2 separate regions of the Homo sapiens genome follow, and region 2 is linked to region 1. Evidence: read pairs that join two places in POLR2A ChIA-PET (ENCODE). Cell type or tissue: K562. All regions are shown on one strand.

The links. Peaks named below come from ENCODE experiments on the same cell type or tissue, not always from the same donor. Only the 100,000 strongest peaks of a DNase experiment are listed, where the experiment ranks them.
Region 2: POLR2A ChIA-PET joins it to region 1 with 5 read pairs; 2 of 35 experiments call an interaction of 5 or more read pairs at or near these places.

Annotation. Positions count from the first base shown.
Region 1 is chr1:154,302,706-154,307,705 of GRCh38, reverse strand. No RefSeq gene overlaps it. Among named protein-coding and RNA genes, the nearest start is that of AQP10, 16 kb to the left of the region's middle. In K562, no CTCF peak of the experiment used is centred here; no DNase peak of the experiment used is centred here.
Region 2 is chr1:154,551,952-154,556,951 of GRCh38, reverse strand. UBE2Q1 (ubiquitin conjugating enzyme E2 Q1) reads left to right here. Exons shown (of 13, transcript NM_017582.7): 2 at 988-1,092; 3 at 1,420-1,524; 4 at 2,167-2,217; 5 at 3,780-3,920; 6 at 4,132-4,216; 7 at 4,488-4,548; 8 at 4,769-4,859; 9 at 4,973-5,000. It overlaps UBE2Q1-AS1 (UBE2Q1 antisense RNA 1), which reads right to left and starts at 3,343. Exons shown (of 2, transcript NR_046668.1): 1 at 3,280-3,343; 2 at 1,924-2,302. In K562, no CTCF peak of the experiment used is centred here; no DNase peak of the experiment used is centred here.

The DNA of each region.
Region 1 (5,000 bases):
ACCAAACAACAACCCCAATTGCAGTTGCTGTGTCCCACATGGTAACTTTGTAAAACAGTTTATTATAGCCCCCGGGTGTTGGTGTACGCCATTAATTTGGTTTGTGAATGTTATTTTCCATCCCAAATAGATCAGAAGGAGAATCAGAAGCAGGATCATTTGCATCCACATGGGAAGGACAACAATGTTTGTTTATGGGCTTGTCCCAAGATTATGTTTTTTTGTTTTGTTTTGTTTTGGAGATAGTCTCACTCTGTCACCCAGCCTGGAGGGCAGTGGCACAATCTCAGCTCACTGCAACCTCCGCTTCCTGGGTTCAAGCAATTCTCCTGCCTCAGCCTCTTGAGTAGGGGGATAACAGGTGCACGCCACCACGTCCAGCTAATTTTTGTAATTTTAGTAGAGATGGGGTTTAGTCATGTTGGCCAGGCTGGTCTCGAACTCCTAACCTCAAGTGATCTGCCCACCTTGGCCTCCCAAAGTGTTGGGATTAGAGGCATGAGCCACCATGTCTGGCCAGTTCTGCCTTCTTAACATTTTTTGTTTTTTGTTTTTGAGATGGAGTTTCGCTCTTGTTGCCCAGGCTGGAGTGCGATGGTGCAATCTTGGCTCACTGCAACCTCCGCCTCCCAGGTTCAAGCAATTCTCCTGCCTCAGCCTCCCAAGTAGCTGGGATTACAGGTGTACACCACCATGCCCAGCTAATTTTGTATTTTTAGTAGAGACAAGGTTTCACCATGTTAGTCAGGCTGGTCTCGAACTCCTGACCTCAAATGATCTGCCTGCCTCGGCCTCCCAAAGTGCTGGGATTACAGGCGTGAGCCACCATGCCTGACTCCAGGATTATGTTAACTCTCTGGCCCTTTGTCATAATATACTCTGAAGGCATCTTGACTACATGAACATTCTGAAGAACATCATATTAGCTCCAAAGCAAGCTTCAAAGCAAGTGGCCCAGTCTACTGTATATGTATAACATCATGCTAATCATACGGGAAGAGCAAGAAGTATCCTTGGAAAGATACATGTATTCAGAGAGTGGGAAATAAAACCCTGCAAAGTTTCAGGAAATTTCTACATTGGTTAAGTTTTTAGAGGTCCAGTGGTCTGAGACATGCTGGGATATCTATCCAAAGTCAAGGTCAGATATTGCATCTCATGCCTCCCACCACTAAGAAAAAAAGAAGTGCGATGCCAATCTTCTTAGGACTCTGGAGCAATATTTCACAGTTAGGAATACAACCCTGACCAATTTACTAGCTGACACTGAAAGACATCAACTTTGAGTGGGGCCAAAAGCAGAAAAGGCCTCTGCAGCCTTGTGACCTAGCAGAACGTAAGAGACTGGAATGTCTGTGGTTGGAGAAGATGTTGGTTTTGGTTTGGCAAGCTCTCAGAGGAGAATCATAATGTAGGCCCCTGAAGCTCTGGAGCAAATCCATGCCATCTGCAGCAGGAAAATACCCACCACTTGAAAAGCAGCTCTTGAAATGCTCCTGGGCTCCGGTAGAGACACAGAACCTGACTATAGGACATCAAGTAACCAAGTGGCCAGAACTAACCATCAAAAGCTGGGCTCTGTCAGATCCTCCATGTCATTAGGAAGAGTGGGCCCAGCAAGAACATATTGTGGCGACAGAGTGAGACCCTGTCTCAAAAAACAAAACAAAACAACAACAACAACAAAAACATTGTAAGATAGAGGTGGCATCTTTGATATCAGGCATAAGCAGGATCAGAGGGCAAAGCAAGCTTCAAAGCAAGTGGCCCAGACTCCCAGGTCACTCAGCAGTGTTGCACTGACATCTCTCTTCAGCTCTCACCTATGGCCCTGTCAGGGATCCCTGTGACTTGCTGACAGGGAAGGCAAAAGCCCAAGCTTTGCTCACAGATGGATTGGCATGGTAAACGGGGAAAAGCCAAAAAAGAGAATCCTGCTGCATTGCAGCCTCACTCAGAAGCAGCTCTGGAAGATAGTGGTGAGGGGAAATCCTTCCAGGGACAAAGATTTGGACAGTATATCTGGTCATCCCCTTTGTGTGGAAAGAGAAGTAGCCCTACATGAGAATATTCACATGGGCAGAATATTCACACAGTCACATAGTCAGTGGCAAATGCCCCGGTTGGTTCGTCAAGGGCTTGAGAAGAAAGAGTGAAAGAACAAGGACAAAAAGGTCTGAGAGCCAGGGCATGGTGGCACACGCCTGTGGTCCAGCTTGGGAGGCTGAGGTAAGAGGATTGCTTGAGCCCAGGAATTCAAGGCTTCAGTGAGCTATGATTGCAGCCCTGCACTCCAGTCTGGGCAACAGAGTGAGACTCTGTAACGATAGGAGTGGTCTTGAAGTGTACGATCTTTGTACAACATGTTATGCCCACCAGAGAGCATCCATTACAAAGGAAGCATTGAACAGATAAGTAGACAGAATGACTCAGCCATTGTCATCAGCCACCCCAGCTCTGAACAATGGGTACAATGAATGGAGTAACTGGTCGTAGAGATGGAGGTGATGCATGGGCCCACCAGCATGAGCTCTGTGATGACTAATTTTAGGTGTCAACTTGACTGGATTGAGGGACGCCTCCATGGCTGGTGAAGCATTGTTTCTGGATATGTCTATGAGGGTGTTTCCAGGGGAGATTGACATATGAGTCAGTAGACTGAGCTTTAAAATCCCCTCTTCTTCTCTCTCTCTCTCTCCCTCCAGTATATCCTATTGGTTCTGTCTCTCTGGAGAACCCTGACTAATACAAACTCCTACTCACCAAGGCTGAAATAGCTATGGCTGCTGCCAGTGTTCAATCTGTCATTAATAAACGCCAGGGCTAAGCCCCCATATGGTTCTATCCCACGAGAAGAACAAGCAGCCGTTCAGGGACAAGTTGATGACATTATACCCCACCACCTTTGACTGAAATTGACACGTATTCTGAATATAGGTTTGCCTTTCCTGCCCATAGGGTCTGCCCGTAACTAGTACCACTCTCCAAGGACTTACAGAGTGTTTGATCCATCAACATGAAGTCTGGCCGGGCACGATGGCTCACACCTGTAATCCCAGCACTTTGGGAGGCTGAGGCGGTTGGATCACTTGAGGCTAAGAGTTTGAGATCAGCCTGGCCAATGTGGTGAAACCCCGTCCCTACTAAAAATACAAAAATTAGCAGGGCATGGTGGTGCGCACTTATAATCCCAGCTACTTGGGAGACTGAGGCAGGAGATTTGCTTGAACTTGAGAGGCAGAGGTTGCAGTGAGCCAAGATCATGCCAATGCACTCCATCCAGGGCCACACAGTGAGACTCCAACAACAATAACCAAAAAAAAAAAAAAAAAAAAAACATGGAAAACAATGAAATCTGAATTACATTACTCTAAAAGATCAACATTACAGCAGTGGGGATATGGCAGTGGGCATGTGACAAAAGGATCTACTGATCTTTCTTTTTTTTGAGATGGAGTCTCTGTTGCCCAGGCTGGAGTGCAATGGCACAATCTCAGCTGACCTGCTACCTCCACTTCCCAGGTTCAAACAATTCTCCTGCCTCAGCCTCTCAAGTAGCTGGGATTACAGGCACCCGCCACCACGCCTGGCTAATTTTTGTATTTTTAGTAGAGACAGGGTTTCACTATGTTGGCCAGGCTAGTCTTGAACTCTTGACCTCAGGTGATCTGCCTGCCCCCAAAATGCTGGGATTACAGGCATGAGCCACTGTGCCAAGTTCTTTTTTTTTTTTTTTTGAGACGGAGTCTCACTCTGTCACCCAGGCTGGAGTGCAATGGCGCGATCTCGGCTCACTGCACACTCCGCCTCCTAGGTTCAAGCGATTCTCCTGCCTCACCCTTCTGAGTAGGTGAGATAACAGGCGCATGCCACCAAGCTTGGCTAATTTTTGTATTTTTAATAGAGACAGTGTTTTGCCATGTTGGCCAGGCTGGTCTCGAACTCCTGACCTCAAGTGATCCACCTGCCTCGGCCTCCCAAAATGTTGGGATTACAGGTGTGAGCCACTGTGCCTGGCCTTTTTTTTTTTTAGATGGAGTTTTGCTCTTGTTGCCCAGGCTGGAGTGCAGTGGCGCGAACTTGGCACACTGCAATCTCCACCTCCTGGGTTCAAGTGATTCTCCTGCCTCAGCCTCCTGAGTAGGTGGGATTACAGGTGCGCGCCACCGTGCACAGCTAATTTTTTGTATTTTTGGTAGAGATGGGGTTTCATCATGCTGGCCAGGCTGGTCTCGAACTCCTGACCTCAAGTGGTCCACCCACCTCGGCCTCCCAAAGTGCAAGGATTACAGGCATGAGCCACTGCGCCCAGCCTTGTTTTTTAAATTAAAGACAGTCTTGCTCTGTCAGCCAGGCTAGACTGCAGTGGCGTGATCATAGCTCACTGCAAGCTCAACCTCTTGGGCTCAAGCAATCCTCCTGTCTCAGTCTCCTAAAGTGCTGGGATTACAGGCGTGAGCCTCCATGCCTGGCCAGGAAGAATACTTTGGCATTCAGGTCATCCACTGGGATGCCTCTTGGTGCTACTGTGATCAATTCTAACAGTAAATAGAAAAGAATTCTAACAGTAAATAGAAAAGTATAGCAGCCACATGGTAACCAAAGGCACTCTCAGGATTTAGGGTCTGGGTCACTCTGCTACCCAGCTCTCTAGACCAGCAGAAGTGCTAGCCAAAGGTGAGGAGAATCTGGCATTAGTGGTACAGGAGGGGATAATGAGAAGTTCTTAGAACCTCAAAACTAATTGCAGCAGTAAAAAGGCTATAAACTTTTCCACTTAATCCTTCTCTCAAAGTTCCCCCAGGAAATGAAACCAATCAGAACGCTATAGATGCTTTTCCCCAACAGGGCAAACTAACTATAAGAAGAATGAATTGGGTCGGGCGCGATGGCTCACGCCTGTAATCCCAGCACTTTGGGAGGCCGAGGCAGGTGGATTACCTGAGGTCAGGAGTTCAAGACCAGCCTGGCCAACATGGTGAAACAACATCTCTACTAAA
Region 2 (5,000 bases), 250 kb before region 1:
TTAGAGTCATGGCAATGCTAAGATACCCAGTAGAGGTGGATAAGGTTTCCCTGGCTTGTGTGGGAACCTCGAGTTAATTTTGTTCCTGAATTAAGCTTCTAATTCCTTAAGGGTAGGTTTGCCCCTATCCAGCTGCTCTTTCTGTTGCCAGAGGCCATTTACTGCGTTTGTCCCTGGCAGGAAGTTAAATTTAGGGGGTCCTCAGCCAGACTCCCCATGGCTATAAAGGAGACTTGGCCTAAACTAGCCCCCTTGGTTTGGGCAGAGAGGGAGTCTGGTCAGGCTGCATTTGGCACCGTGGCTCAGGAATGCTGGGAATGTCAGTAGCGTAGGCTTCTTTCTCCCAGCCTGCCATGTGGAGCCCTACAGCCCACGCCTGGACTGAGAAGGTGGCAGGTTCCCAAGGGAGAGGTGGGGAGAATTGGTCTTTGAGGGGCTCTTCTGGAAGTGGTGTGGGTAGATTCTTGCCAGTACCCTTTTACTCTTGGGTTCTGGAGATACAGTCTAGTTTTTATACTTCTTCCCTACTGAACTCTGCTTTTTTCACTTCAGTGTCATTGTGATGAGGTGATCCCTTCCTCAGCCGATTCTGGAGTTTGAAAAGCAAGCTTGGAGGACTGTTCTGGGTCCAGGGAGAACTTGAAGTCTAGAACTTGTATAGGCAGTGCAGGAGATGAGGAGTCCCCCTTCGCTGTTAGCCAAGTTTGGCTGTGCTAGGTTTCCTGGTTTGTACTCTCGAGGAAAGAAAGAAAAGGTTTCAGTCTGCTTCTCGGAAAGGGTCTTCCCAGGGACTGTTTTTCTTCCAGTTTAGAATTTGTTGTGAAGCTGCTTGGTTAGATGCTGACCTAAGTTGGGCTTTTATGTGTGTGTAGGGGGTGGGGGTGGGAAGCAAAGGGGCTAGAAGTCTTGGGGGGAAGAGGACAGGCAAAATCTGGCTTTTCCCAGAGTCACCCATTTTGATTGCTCTTATTGCTCTTTTCCCTTCAGGAGTCATACCCTGCTGTGCCCCCCATCTGGTCGGTGGAGTCTGATGACCCTAACTTGGCTGCTGTCTTGGAGAGGCTGGTGGACATAAAGAAAGGGAATACTCTGGTGAGGGGGCCACAGGGTAGGGGTACATTTTGTTCTTATGAGGCCCATGCCACAAAGGCATCCTGTGAAAGGGATCCTGAAAAGTGGACGGTACACAGCTAAACATTTAGGGGATGACCTCTCGGGGGAGTTGCTTACTGAAGCCAGAGGGAGACCCTGCATCGGCCCTGGGATTGGTCCATCAGGAGACTCATTCCCACAGCCACGTGGCCCATAAGGCTTAGAGAACTAGTTATTGGTGTGGGGCCCAAACTAAGAGCTCATCCATGCACTTATCCAGATCGGAGTGGGGAAGGATTTGATGTCTCTGTGCTCCCCTACCTGTAGCTATTGCAGCATCTGAAGAGGATCATCTCCGACCTGTGTAAACTCTATAACCTCCCTCAGCATCCAGATGTGGAGATGCTGGATCAACCCTTGCCAGCAGAGCAGGTGAGCAGCTGAGGAGCCTCGGGCCCTGTTGTGCAGAGTTGCCCCACAGGGTACTCAGTAAATAATTGAGACAAATCAGTAGTTTCTCTCCATCCCCACCGGCTCCCAAAAACATACACGTCTTATGACTCTCACCCTCGTTCTTCTCCAGATGGGAATCTTCTTTTGCTAAATGGGGCACTGGTAGCTTCATCTCTGATATCAAAATTCATTCTCATGGGCAGCATCCCAGATGTTGAAAGGGAGCGGGGGAATTTTTACCATTATCTTAGCAATAACAGTTGGTGGCCACTGGGGACCCAGGCCCCTTGGTGAGAACCAAGAATGCAATATCAGTCTAAAGAAGATCAAGTAAAGGAGGGGTTCTTAGGAGAATTAAACTAGGATTTAGGAGGTGGGTGACAGAGACAGCCATTTTGCTTTTCTTTTATTCTTTGGCAGTGATAGGCGAAAAATAATGGGCTGGTAGCAAAGCCATTCCCTGGGCTGTTGCTTCCACTCAGATCTGGCTGGTGGAGAGACTGGCAGCATTACAGGCAGGCGCACAACTTCCAGACCTGGGGGCTCAGGGGAGTAGGTTGGAGGCTGCATTCTAGCAAGCCACTGGGGCTCTGATCTCCATCTTTCCCTTCCTTGCTGCAGTGCACACAGGAAGACGTGTCTTCAGAAGATGAAGATGAGGAGATGCCTGAGGTAGGCTTGCCCCCTGAGGTGGCATTGGCTGGAAGCTCTTGCAGTCAGCAACATTGGTACCCATATCCAGAACTCCAGTCTAAAACTGGAGAGAGAAAAATATCAAAGGAATAAAGACAGATTTACTGACCTGGAGGAATAGCCAGTGTAGTAGAGGAGACAGGGCACCCATATCCAACCACTGAAGACAGGTGCAGCGCGGTTCAAACCAAATACTGGGTAAGTTAATTTCAAATGGCTTTGGAGTCCAACAAACCTGTGTTTGCATCCTAGCTATCCTAATTGAGGAATTTTATGTAATCTCACTAAGCTACAGTTTTCTTATCTATAAAGTAGGATTATAATACCTACTGCATATGGTTGTCTTGAGATTAAATGAGGTGTTATATATAAAATGCTTCAGATGATACATGATAAATGCTAAACAATCTATCTGATATATTCTCTAAAAACATACAGAATATAAAATCATGGTTAGGAATTTGAGCTTTAGAGCTAGACAGAACTTGACTGAATCTTAGCTCTGCTAAGAGCTGTGACTTTGGGCATGATAATTGACCTCACTAGACTCAGCTTCCGCATCTATAAAATGGATAATGATAGAATAATGAGTGATGGTGGTAAGAATGAAATGAGCTAGTATCTGCGGCACCTAGGACAGAACCTGGCATGTAATAAACACTCAGTAGACATTACCTGCTGGTGTGGTAATTAGGTATGTCCTGCCAGAAATGGGGAGATCACTCTGATTACTTTTATTTCCTAGCATTAGATTAATATCCCAGGTTCTATAACCGTGTAAGGTTCTTGAGACTGGCAAAGGGCTGACGACATGAAATTTACTCCTCCCAGATAGTGGACAGCCCTCTGGGCCACACCCCCAACATCTGGCTGAGGGGCTCAACCCTACATAGGTTCTCCTCCTTCCCTATGCTCAGTGAGCTAGTTGCTTGCTCACTTAGAGCAGGATGAATAAGGGGCTAATTCTGTTCTTGACCTCTTCCATATATCTCTCTGGACATCCTTTCTCATTTCCATCTGGCAGTGCGTGCCTCTGCATACCTGATTCATGCCTTGCATTTGTAGCGAGGAGAGGAGATGTAATGATTCAGGTTTCTCCTTTAGGCTTGGGGCCCTGAGAACTCCCGGGTGCAATAGTCACCTGGTGAAACATGAGCTTTGAGTCACAGGGTCAGGCCCAAGTCATTTCTGCTAGGAATTAGGGAAGAGTTTCTGCTGCCAAGGGAGTTTTAGGAACAGTTGGAGCAGGGTCAGTCCAGGAAACAAGAGGGCTAAGTCCCTGCCTCGATCTCAGCTGCAGCTCTGCTCGTTTCCGAAGTCCTTGCTGTAGCTTGAGAGCTGAAGATTTAGACTGTGGAGGGAATGGGGCTGGAAATTGTTCTAAAAATGGAAAGCACGTTGCGTTTATAAGACTGCTAGATGGACTGCTTCACTTTAACTTTTGGCTCTTCGCCAAATGGGACTGGGAAGGTGATGGTCATTCTCTAACCTGTGTCGGTTTTTTTCCTTTTCTTTTCACTCCCACCCCACACCTCCTCCAGGACACAGAAGACTTAGATCACTATGAAATGAAAGAGGAAGAGCCAGCTGAGGGCAAGAAATCTGAAGATGATGGCATTGGAAAAGAAAACTTGGCCATCCTAGAGAAAATTAAAAAGAACCAGAGGCAAGATTACTTAAATGTACGTGCCTTCTAGAGAGAGGCTGGTGAAGGGGTTGGTGGGAAATGGCTGGGAAGTAGTAGGCCATCGCATCTCAGTATGGAGAGCAGACTCCTTTTTTGTGCCTAATCCTTTCTTAAATCCTGGGCAAGCTGCCAGACTGCCCCTAAGGTCTAACGTGTGTTTATAAACCACACGACCAAGGAATGTTCCTGTCATCCGTCCCTCACAGGGTGCAGTGTCTGGCTCGGTGCAGGCCACTGACCGGCTGATGAAGGAGCTCAGGGATATATACCGATCACAGAGTTTCAAAGGCGGTGAGTTTGCCCCAGAGAGGGGCCTGCACAAGAGTCACCCATAAAGAAGGGTATGGTGGCAAGGGGCCCAAGAGGTTCTGGGGTCCAGGAGTGCTTATGAACTTTTCAGGCCAAGAATGGAGCTCCTCAAGCCAGTGGCTTGGTTGCATGTCCATCTGTGGTGAACCTAGAGCTGTTGATCTTTTTCTCTCAGTCTGGGAAAGGGGTCTGCATTAGAGACCACTCACCACCTGGACCATTCTACTAACACCTGTTTTTTCCCTCCTTCCAGGAAACTATGCAGTCGAACTCGTGAATGACAGTCTGTATGATTGGAATGTCAAACTCCTCAAGTGAGTGGGGACTCTGGGATTGGAGAGGAAGTTGAGGAGGAGTGTGAGTGGGGCTACTGTGGTGGGATCTCCAGGGCAGCCCCATCCAGCATTTTCATTCAGGGTCCCGGAGCGGGTGTGGGCAGTGGTTTCGTGGTCTGCTGCCAGCCAGGGCAGGGGAGCCCTTATGAAGCTCCTGAGGTGGAACCAGGCATCTGAGCCCAGGCTTGTTGCTTCTTAGAGTTGACCAGGACAGCGCTTTGCACAACGATCTCCAGATCCTCAAAGAGAAAGAAGGAGCCGACTTCATTCTACTTAACTTTTCCTTTAAAGTAAGACTTTTCTTTTCCAGTCTCTCCCTCTGGCCTAGGCTGCCCAGTCTGCCTGACAGTCCTGTGGAGGATGCTGGCCTCCCTCCCCTGATTGTCGTCTCTCTCTCTCTCAGGATAACTTTCCCTTTGACCCACCATTTG